Regions from separate parts of the Homo sapiens genome. Here region 2 is linked to region 1. Evidence: read pairs that join two places in POLR2A ChIA-PET (ENCODE). Cell type or tissue: PC-9. All regions are shown on one strand.

What was found. ChIA-PET counts read pairs that join two places held together with the same protein. Peaks named below come from ENCODE experiments on the same cell type or tissue, not always from the same donor. Only the 100,000 strongest peaks of a DNase experiment are listed, where the experiment ranks them.
Region 2: POLR2A ChIA-PET joins it to region 1 with 22 read pairs; 1 of 35 experiments calls an interaction of 5 or more read pairs at or near these places.

Annotation. Positions count from the first base shown.
Region 1 is chr12:31,004,209-31,008,208 of GRCh38, reverse strand. TSPAN11-AS1 (TSPAN11 antisense RNA 1) reads left to right here and starts at 2,237. Exons shown (of 3, transcript XR_007063261.1): 1 at 2,237-2,412. It also overlaps a transcript of TSPAN11 not described here. In PC-9, no CTCF peak of the experiment used is centred here; a DNase peak (open chromatin) is centred at 2,108; H3K4me3 peaks cover 524 bases; H3K27ac peaks cover 3,696 bases.
Region 2 is chr12:31,338,311-31,342,310 of GRCh38, reverse strand. No RefSeq gene overlaps it. Among named protein-coding and RNA genes, the nearest start is that of SINHCAF, 14 kb to the right of the region's middle. In PC-9, no CTCF peak of the experiment used is centred here; a DNase peak (open chromatin) is centred at 1,880; H3K27ac peaks cover 614 bases.

The DNA of each region.
Region 1 (4,000 bases):
AAAACTAGGACTGATGTGTGTTAGCCACAGGGAAGTAGATTCTTCAGGTAATAAGAAAGAATTCTTGAGTAAAGTTATGCAAAAAAAAAAAAAAAAAGAAAAAAGAAATGGAATAAGTTGTTGGAGGGTGAACACTCAGACCCTGGGAGACCCTGTGTGGCCACCTGCCTCTCTGTGGTTCCAGGGAGCTGCGGCCCTTCTGCCTACTGGGTAGCTTTGACCAAGATGCCTCTGCCCCTTCATGTCTCTCCATGTGGAAGTGGAAGCACCATCCAGTTCTCCCTCCTCCCTGGCCCCCGCCTCTATGGCTGTGAGAATGAAGGAGCTGTGGGGTCCCTGGGGGCAAGGGGCACTGAAAGTCAAAGCAGGGGCACTCCTGGAACTGACATGTTGTCCCTGCTCCCCGAGACGAAGTTCTTGGCAGGTTCATTACTAGCAGGCATGTCAGGCTGTGAAATTAAAGCCTTAAACAAAAAAGTCTTCCCATTCACTAATTTATTAAATGTTATTAAATGTTGGGCCTGGCCCTGGCCCACAGAAAGCATCGGGGAGTGCTGAGCCCTAGCATTTGAAAATCTCCTGGAAGCAAAGAGGGGATGAGGGTGGCAGAGGGGCCAAGGGGTCGGGGTGGGGGCCACCAGTGACACCCAACCCCAGGAGACTGGTTGTCTCCACAGAGAGGCATGAGGCAGTGGTGACCAAAATAGCCAGGGGATATGATGGGCTGTGATGGGGGCTGGGGCAGGTAGGGCAGACGACCTATCCCAGGTCAGTGAGGAGCCAAGGGTGACTGAAAGGGGAGTAATTTGGGGGCCCTGGGGTTTCTGGGAGTGGGGAAAATAGGGTGCACAGAGGGCTTTCTCTGTGGGTTTGTGGGTCTGGGTGTGGCCCTGTACCCGGGCTGTGGTCTGCTCAGGAACCCCCACCTGTCCCCATCACTCATTTATTCATTCCTCAAGCAAATATTTATCTGGTATTCCAGGCATATTCTAGACCTTACAGTGGGGAAAAAAAATGGGTAAGATATGAACCCAGGTCTTGGAAATGCTCGTGTTTTTAGAGAGGGTGGACAGCGAGTCTACACAGAAGCCTAGGAGGGTTCCTAATGTTCTGCTGTGGTCCCAGCCCCAGCACAAGAGGTCACCCCTGGGGAGGGGCCCCCCCTACACCGATGGGAGACTGGTGGCAGCTATGAACGGCTATGGGCAGTGGCTGTCCATGGGTCCTAAGCAGCGTGCAAGTGCGGGTAGAAGCTCAGGAGGGAGGGTAGCTTCAAGGGGAAATCGTGGGCCCCACCCCCAGAGAAATGGGATGTCTGCATGAAATATACCTATGGCAGAAACATATATTAAAACTACAACTCAATATGGTTCAAACAAAACAAGAAAAAAATGCCATAGGGATACTGGGCTAATTACAAGAATTAATAAATGAGGAGTCTGAAGTGCGGGCTCACTATACAGCCATAGCCTGACTGGCCTCAGTTTACCTGCTGTGCATGTGTTGAATGGGCCAGTGGTGATGAGGGAGACCTGAGATGCCCATTGGCTCAGGGCTCCTCCCTATGCCAGGGGCCTGCACCTTCTCCCTCCTGCAAAATCAGGGCAGGGCCCAGACAGGATCATCCTAGGAGGACAACCCAAAGGAATTGCCAAGGGTGAGGCCCCAGTCTGGGGATTTAACCACAAGTACAACAGACCCAAATCCTGGCCCTTGAGGAGGCCATAAGCAAATGCGAGGATGGGAGTTCATCTTCTCAAATTTCGATGTGGGTTTATTTGGAGCCCTGAATTAAAGTTAGTTTGAAATGCCCTCAACTGGGAAAGCAGGCAGGGGAGGCTTGATACTCAGGCTGGCCCCTAGGCCTGCCCCTGCTTGGAGAAGGGCACTGATCAGGCCTGGACCACACTGGGGTGGTTGGCGACTTCTGGTTGGTTGGTGCTGACATTGGCTGGGGCCTGATCCCCTGAGTCACCCTGCCTCGCCCTAGATTCTCCTGCCATAGACTAGATGATAGCTTGGCCATGGCCACTGAGACAACTCTGTGGTTTTGAAAGGGAATTTTCCTGAATGCCACCAGCTAAGCTCTCTGGCTCTGAGCTTTGGCTGTGCTACCACAGGCCTTGCCTCCTTCCTGTACTGGGCGTCCTCCTGCCCTGTTCCTCCCTCTCCCTTCCTGCCACACCCGGCTGACCTCTGCTCACCATTTTCTCCATTCCATGGACATTTTCCCACCACACCAGTGGCTACTCCCACTTGCACTAGGAGCGCTGTGACACCCCAACTTGTGGGGCAGAGGTCAGGCCCAGAGTGCTGAAGTGCTGAAGCTCCTGTAGAAGGTCCTTCCATGTGTCTTTCAGATCCTGGGCTTGGCCTTCTCCATAACCATCACCCAGCACATCCACTGGACTGGTAAGAAGTAGGACGTGTGTGTGGGCTGGCCGGAGTGTCCCCACAAGCCCCTCCCCACTCCCCGCTCCTCTACTGGATGCTCTGTGGAGGCAGAGGATTTGAGCTTTGTGTTGCCAGCCTGCATTCTCCAGATATGACCCCTGCGCCCACCCACCCCTGCCTCAGCCTCAGCCTTCTCAGTGGTGGAGGGGCGGGGAGGAGTTGTCGGCACAGGGAGACCTGGGGCACGGGGCACCTGGATGCCTGCGTCTGTGTCTGCATATTTGCCAGAGATGATGGGGTGGGCTGGGGTGTGCTCTGGAGGAACCCCCACCACCGATGGGTGTCTGTCTCCTGCCCTTCCTCACACTGACATTTTGTTCCCCCCATGGGGTAGGCAGCACAGTGCTTCCGCCTGTGGAGAGACTACCCTTGCGGAGGCTGCTGCTGTCCGTGGCCACTGTGGGGGAGTTGGCAGGGTGGGGTCTGCCTGCTATTGGGCGAGATCCCTTGAGCACCTCGCCAGGCTTTTTATACCTTACAGTGTAACTTCTTAACTTTATTTTACTGTGATTAATTGTTCAGGAATACTACCTCTGAGGTAAGTTAAGCGTTGGCTGTCTGATTGATAACTTTTTACTGTGTTGATTTCTTTAATGGCTTAATTTCTTTTTTCCCTAAGTGTGGGGGACCTGTGGGAATACAGGACCCCCATTCAGTCTCAGTCAGGACAAATCACTATGCAACCCCCACAAGGCTCTCAGATGAGACTCACCAGCCTTCGCTCAGAATGCGTGGAGAGGACACAGGGGTCCTGCCAGTCCTGGCATCTGCAGACAGGAGCCTGGGAGAGGCAGGTGGAGAGAGGAGTGGGAAGGAGGCTAGAGGCAACTCATCACAGGGTGATGGTGTTTGCTAACAGAGCTCAGATGCCAGAGCAGTGGGGGTCCCCTGGGGGCTGGTGAAGTGCTTTGCCAGAAATGCAGCAGAGCTGGCAGGTCCCTGTGCTTTTCACTGAGGAGCAGTTGTTGGGTTTTTCCTTCTTCCTTCCTCCTGCCCTCCACTGCATGGGAGGCCGCCCCTTCCACCACATGCGGGCCTTCTCGAGACAGGCTCTGCACACCCCAGTTCCTTTCACAGACATTCCTGCTAGAAACTCTCAAATTTCTCTCTAGTGTGGATGCTACTCACTTTCTCCCCTTGCTTCTGGGTTGGGAAGCCATCCTTAAGTTTTGCTACTCAGACAGCGACAGAGGACCCCATTGGGCAAGTGGAAGTGGCGCCCCTGATTGTTCCTGCCAGCTTCACCCAGCCACAGGTTGCCTTGCTGAGAGGGAGGGAAAGATGTCCAGTTTGGTCCTATGATCTCTATCTCCTTCCCAGGGTTCATCGACATCAGCAGTGGGTGGGTGGCAATCACATCCTCTGTGATCTCAAAGAGAAGAAATACAGAAAGCCCAAGAGAGATCAGACTGGCCCTAGACTACCATAGCCCCAGGAAGAAAGAGCTGGAGTCATGGCATGCACACAACCGGACGTGTGAGATGAACAGGCAGGGTCAGGTATTCAATGGCAGGATGCACCCCTCAGAACTGAGGCTGGTCTAGTG
Region 2 (4,000 bases), 330 kb before region 1:
TTCATCCTTCCAGATCCACTCAAGCAGCACTTTCTCCAAACCTTCTCTGAATACTAGCTGGCCCAAGTATTCCAGCTCTGTGCTCCCTTAGTATCTTTCTTTCTTTTTTTTTTTTTGATACGGAGTTTCACTCTTGTTGCCCAGGCTAGAGTGTAATGGCGTGATCTCGGCTCACTGCAACCTCTGCCTCCTGGGTTCAAGCGATTCTCGAGCTTCATCCTCCTGAGTAGCTTGGATTACAGGCATGCGCCACCACGCTCGGCTAATTTTGTATTTTTAGTAGAGACAGGGTTTTGCCATGTTGGCCAGGCTGGTCTCGAACTCCTGACCTCAGGTGATCCGCCCGCCTTGGCCTCCCAAAGTGCTGGGATTAGAGGCGTGAGCCACCATGCCGGCCTCCCTTAGTATCTTATGCATACTTTTTTTTTTTTAATTGAGATGGACTCTCGCTCTGCTGGCCAGGCTAGAGTGCAATGGCGCGATCTCAGCTCACTGCAACTCTGCCTCCTGGGTTCAAGTGATTCTCCTGCCTCAGCCTCTTGAGTAGCTGGGATTACAGGTGGTCACCACCATGCCTGGCTAATTTTTGTATTTTTAGTAGAGATGGGTTTCACCGTGTTGGTCAGGCTGGTCTTGAACTCCTGACCTCGTGATCTGCCTGCCTCAGCCTCCCAAAGAGCTGGGATTACAGGCGTGAGCCACTGTGCCCAGCTGGTATTTACTTTTTACATAACTGTTATGTCTCCCTCTTGGGGCTGGAAGCCCATTAAGGATAGGAAGTATATTTTACTCTATTGTTTTTTAGACAAGGTCTGGCTCTGTCACCCAGGCTGGAATGCAGTGGCACTATCACAGCTCACTACAACCTCTGCATTGTGGGCTCAAGCGGGGAGGTCCTCCCCGCTCAGCCTCCTGAGTATCTGGGACTAAAAGCCCATGCCATCATGCCCTGACAATTTTTTAAAGTTTTTGTAGAGACACAGTCTCTCTATGTTGCCCAGGCTGCTCTCAAACACGGCCTCCTGCCGTGGCCTCCCAAAGTGCTGGGATTATAGGTGTGAGCCAACACACCCAGTCTGGGAAGTATATTTTATAATATTGTATATCCTTATCATATAGCAGAGTATGTGCACAAATATATTAATTAATGATATTATGAAATAATATTATTACGAAAAACAACTCAAGCATATACTTTACTAATCATGGGTCAGCTCTATAATCCTTATGTAATAAGAGCAGTCCATTTTGGATCAAATTTATGCAAAAATCTCCAGTGAGATTTCCAATGAGATTTCTTTTCTTTCGTTTTTGTTTCTTTTTATATATTTCCATTTTTGTTTGTTTCAACCCTATTAACTGATCTATTTATTATTATTATTTTTTGAGATGGAGTCTCTCTTGGTCGCCCAGGCTGGACTGCAGTGGCACAGTCTTGGCTCACTGCAACCTCCGCCTCCTGGGTTCAAGCGATTCTCTGCCTCAGTCTCCTGAGTAGCTGGGATTACAGGTGCCGGCCACCACACCTGGCTAATTTTCGTATTTTTAGTAGAGACAGGGTTTCGACATGTGGGCCAGGCTGGTCTCAAACTCCTAACCTCAGGTGATCCACCCACCTCGGCCTCCCAAAGTGCTGGGATTACCAGTGTGAGCCATGGCGCCCGGCCTGATCCAGTGAGACTTCTTATGATAATATGCAATATAAAACATTGAGAAAAGTGAAGCATCAGCTAATCTTACACACACACACGGGTTTTTGTTCTTATCAGAGTATTTGGCTACTAGGCAGATATATCACCAAAAATGATTCCTTGAATAGGCAATTCCTCAGACTAGGAATATCAGCCTTTATGGTGCATATGTGGTCCGTCCTGTTTGACCACATTCCAGCCGTGGTCCCCTTAAGTCTCCTTCCTCTTCACATATCAATTCATTCTTTCTCAAAGCACTGCCAGTAGGATCTAGTCCTGTTTCACTATCTTACAAGTTTCAGAGAATTTGAGGGAGCCAAGGCAAACTCTTTATCCTTCAAATATATCGTACAATTTTTAAGCAGATGTAATCTGGATAAAATTAGGGTAACTTTGAAGGCTGTCTCAATGTTTATTAGAAACAAAAAATAATAATAAAGAAGAAAATAAAAGTAAGAAAATTAGAGTAACCTTCAAAGAAAAAGAAAGGCCAGGCTGGGTGTGGTGGCTCATGCCTGTAACTCCACTCCAGTCACTTTGGGAGACTGAAGTGGGCCGATCGCTTGAGCCCAGGAGTTCGAGACCAGTCTGGGCAATATAGCAAGACCCCGTCTGTACAAAAAAAATTTAAAAATTAGCTGAACATGGTGGTGCATGGTGCTTATAGTCCCAGCTACTTGGGAGGCTAAGGTCAGAGGATCTCATGAGCCTGGGAGGTGGAGGTTGCAGTGAGCCGTGATTGTGCCACTGCACTCCAGCCTGGATGACAAGGCACGACCCTGTCTCAAAAAAAAAAAAAAAAAAAAAAGGAAAAGAAAGCACAGAGCTATTTTGAAAGGGCAGCTGCTAGCCTAAGCGATGACCTGATAAGCCTGGTCTCCTCATTTCTTACGGCTGTTTCTGAGCACACCTTTGTGGCACCTTTTTTTTTTTTTTTTTTTTTTTGAGACAGAGTCTTGCTCTGTCACCCAGGCTGGAACGCAGTGGCGGATCTTGGCTCACTGCAGCCTCTGCCTCCTGGGTTCAAGCGATTCTCCTGCTTCAGCCTCCTGAGTAGCTGGGACTACAGGCGCTTGCCACCACGCCTGGCTTATTTTTGTATTTTTAGTAGAGGCAGGGTTTCACCACATTGGCCAGGCTGGTCTCGAACTCCTGACCTCAGGTGATCCACCCGCCTTACCCTCCCAAAGTGCTGGGATTACAGGCGTGAGCCACAGTGCCCAGCCGGCACCTTTAATCCTCATAGTTCACCCACTAGCCACCCCCACATTGCTTAAACTACCTGATCCTCATAGTGTCTCTATTACCCAAACACTTAGACTTTTCTTCCAGTAAAGGCAGCTCTGATTCCATATTTGGATTTATAAAAATAATTAATGATTATGGATAAGTCAACAAATACTTATAAGGTATCTGCTTTTTCTCTTTTCTTTTCTTTCTTTTTAATTTATTATTATTATTTTTTGAGACAGAGTCTTACTCTCACCCAGGCCGGAGTGCAGTGGCACGATCTCGGCTCACTGCAACCTCCGCCTCCCGGGTTCAAGCAATTCTCCTGCCTCAGCCTCTCGAGTACCTGGGACTACAGGTGCACGCCACCATGCCCAGCTAATTTTTTTTTGTATTTTGTTGTAGAGACGGGGGTTTCACTGTGTTAGCCAGGATGGTCTTGATCTCCTGACCTCGTGATCCGCCCGCCTCGGCCTCCCAAAGTGCTGGGATTACAGGTGTGAGCCAGCACGCCCGGCTCTTTTTTTTTTTTTTGAGACAGGGAATTGCTCTGTCACCCACATTGCAGTGCAGTAATGCCATCACAGCTCATTGCAGTCTCGATTCCCTGGGCTCAAGCAATCCTTCCGCCTCAGCCCCCCAAGTAGCTGGGACCACAGGTGTGCACCACCATGCCCAGCTAATTTTTGTACTTTTTGTAGAGACGAGGTTTCACCATTTTGCCCAGGCTGGTTTGGAACTCCTGAGCTCAAGGGATCCACCTGCCTTGGCCTCCTAAAGTGTTGGGATTACAGACGTGAGCCACCATGCCCCACCTGGCATTTGCTATTTGAAGGCACTATGGAAATTCAAAGATGAATCAAGCTTGGATGAAGCTAGCTGTCCTAAGCCCTTAGTGTGCATCAGCATCAACTATGCAGGTTTAAAAATATGCAGATAGCCAGGTACCAAGTGTAGAAATTCTGATTCCTTCAGTCTGTGACATAAATGTGTTTTAAAAGATCACAGGTGATTTTTATGCCATCTATGGATTGAAATGATTAGAATCAGCTCTCATTCTCATACAGAGATGTGAGGCT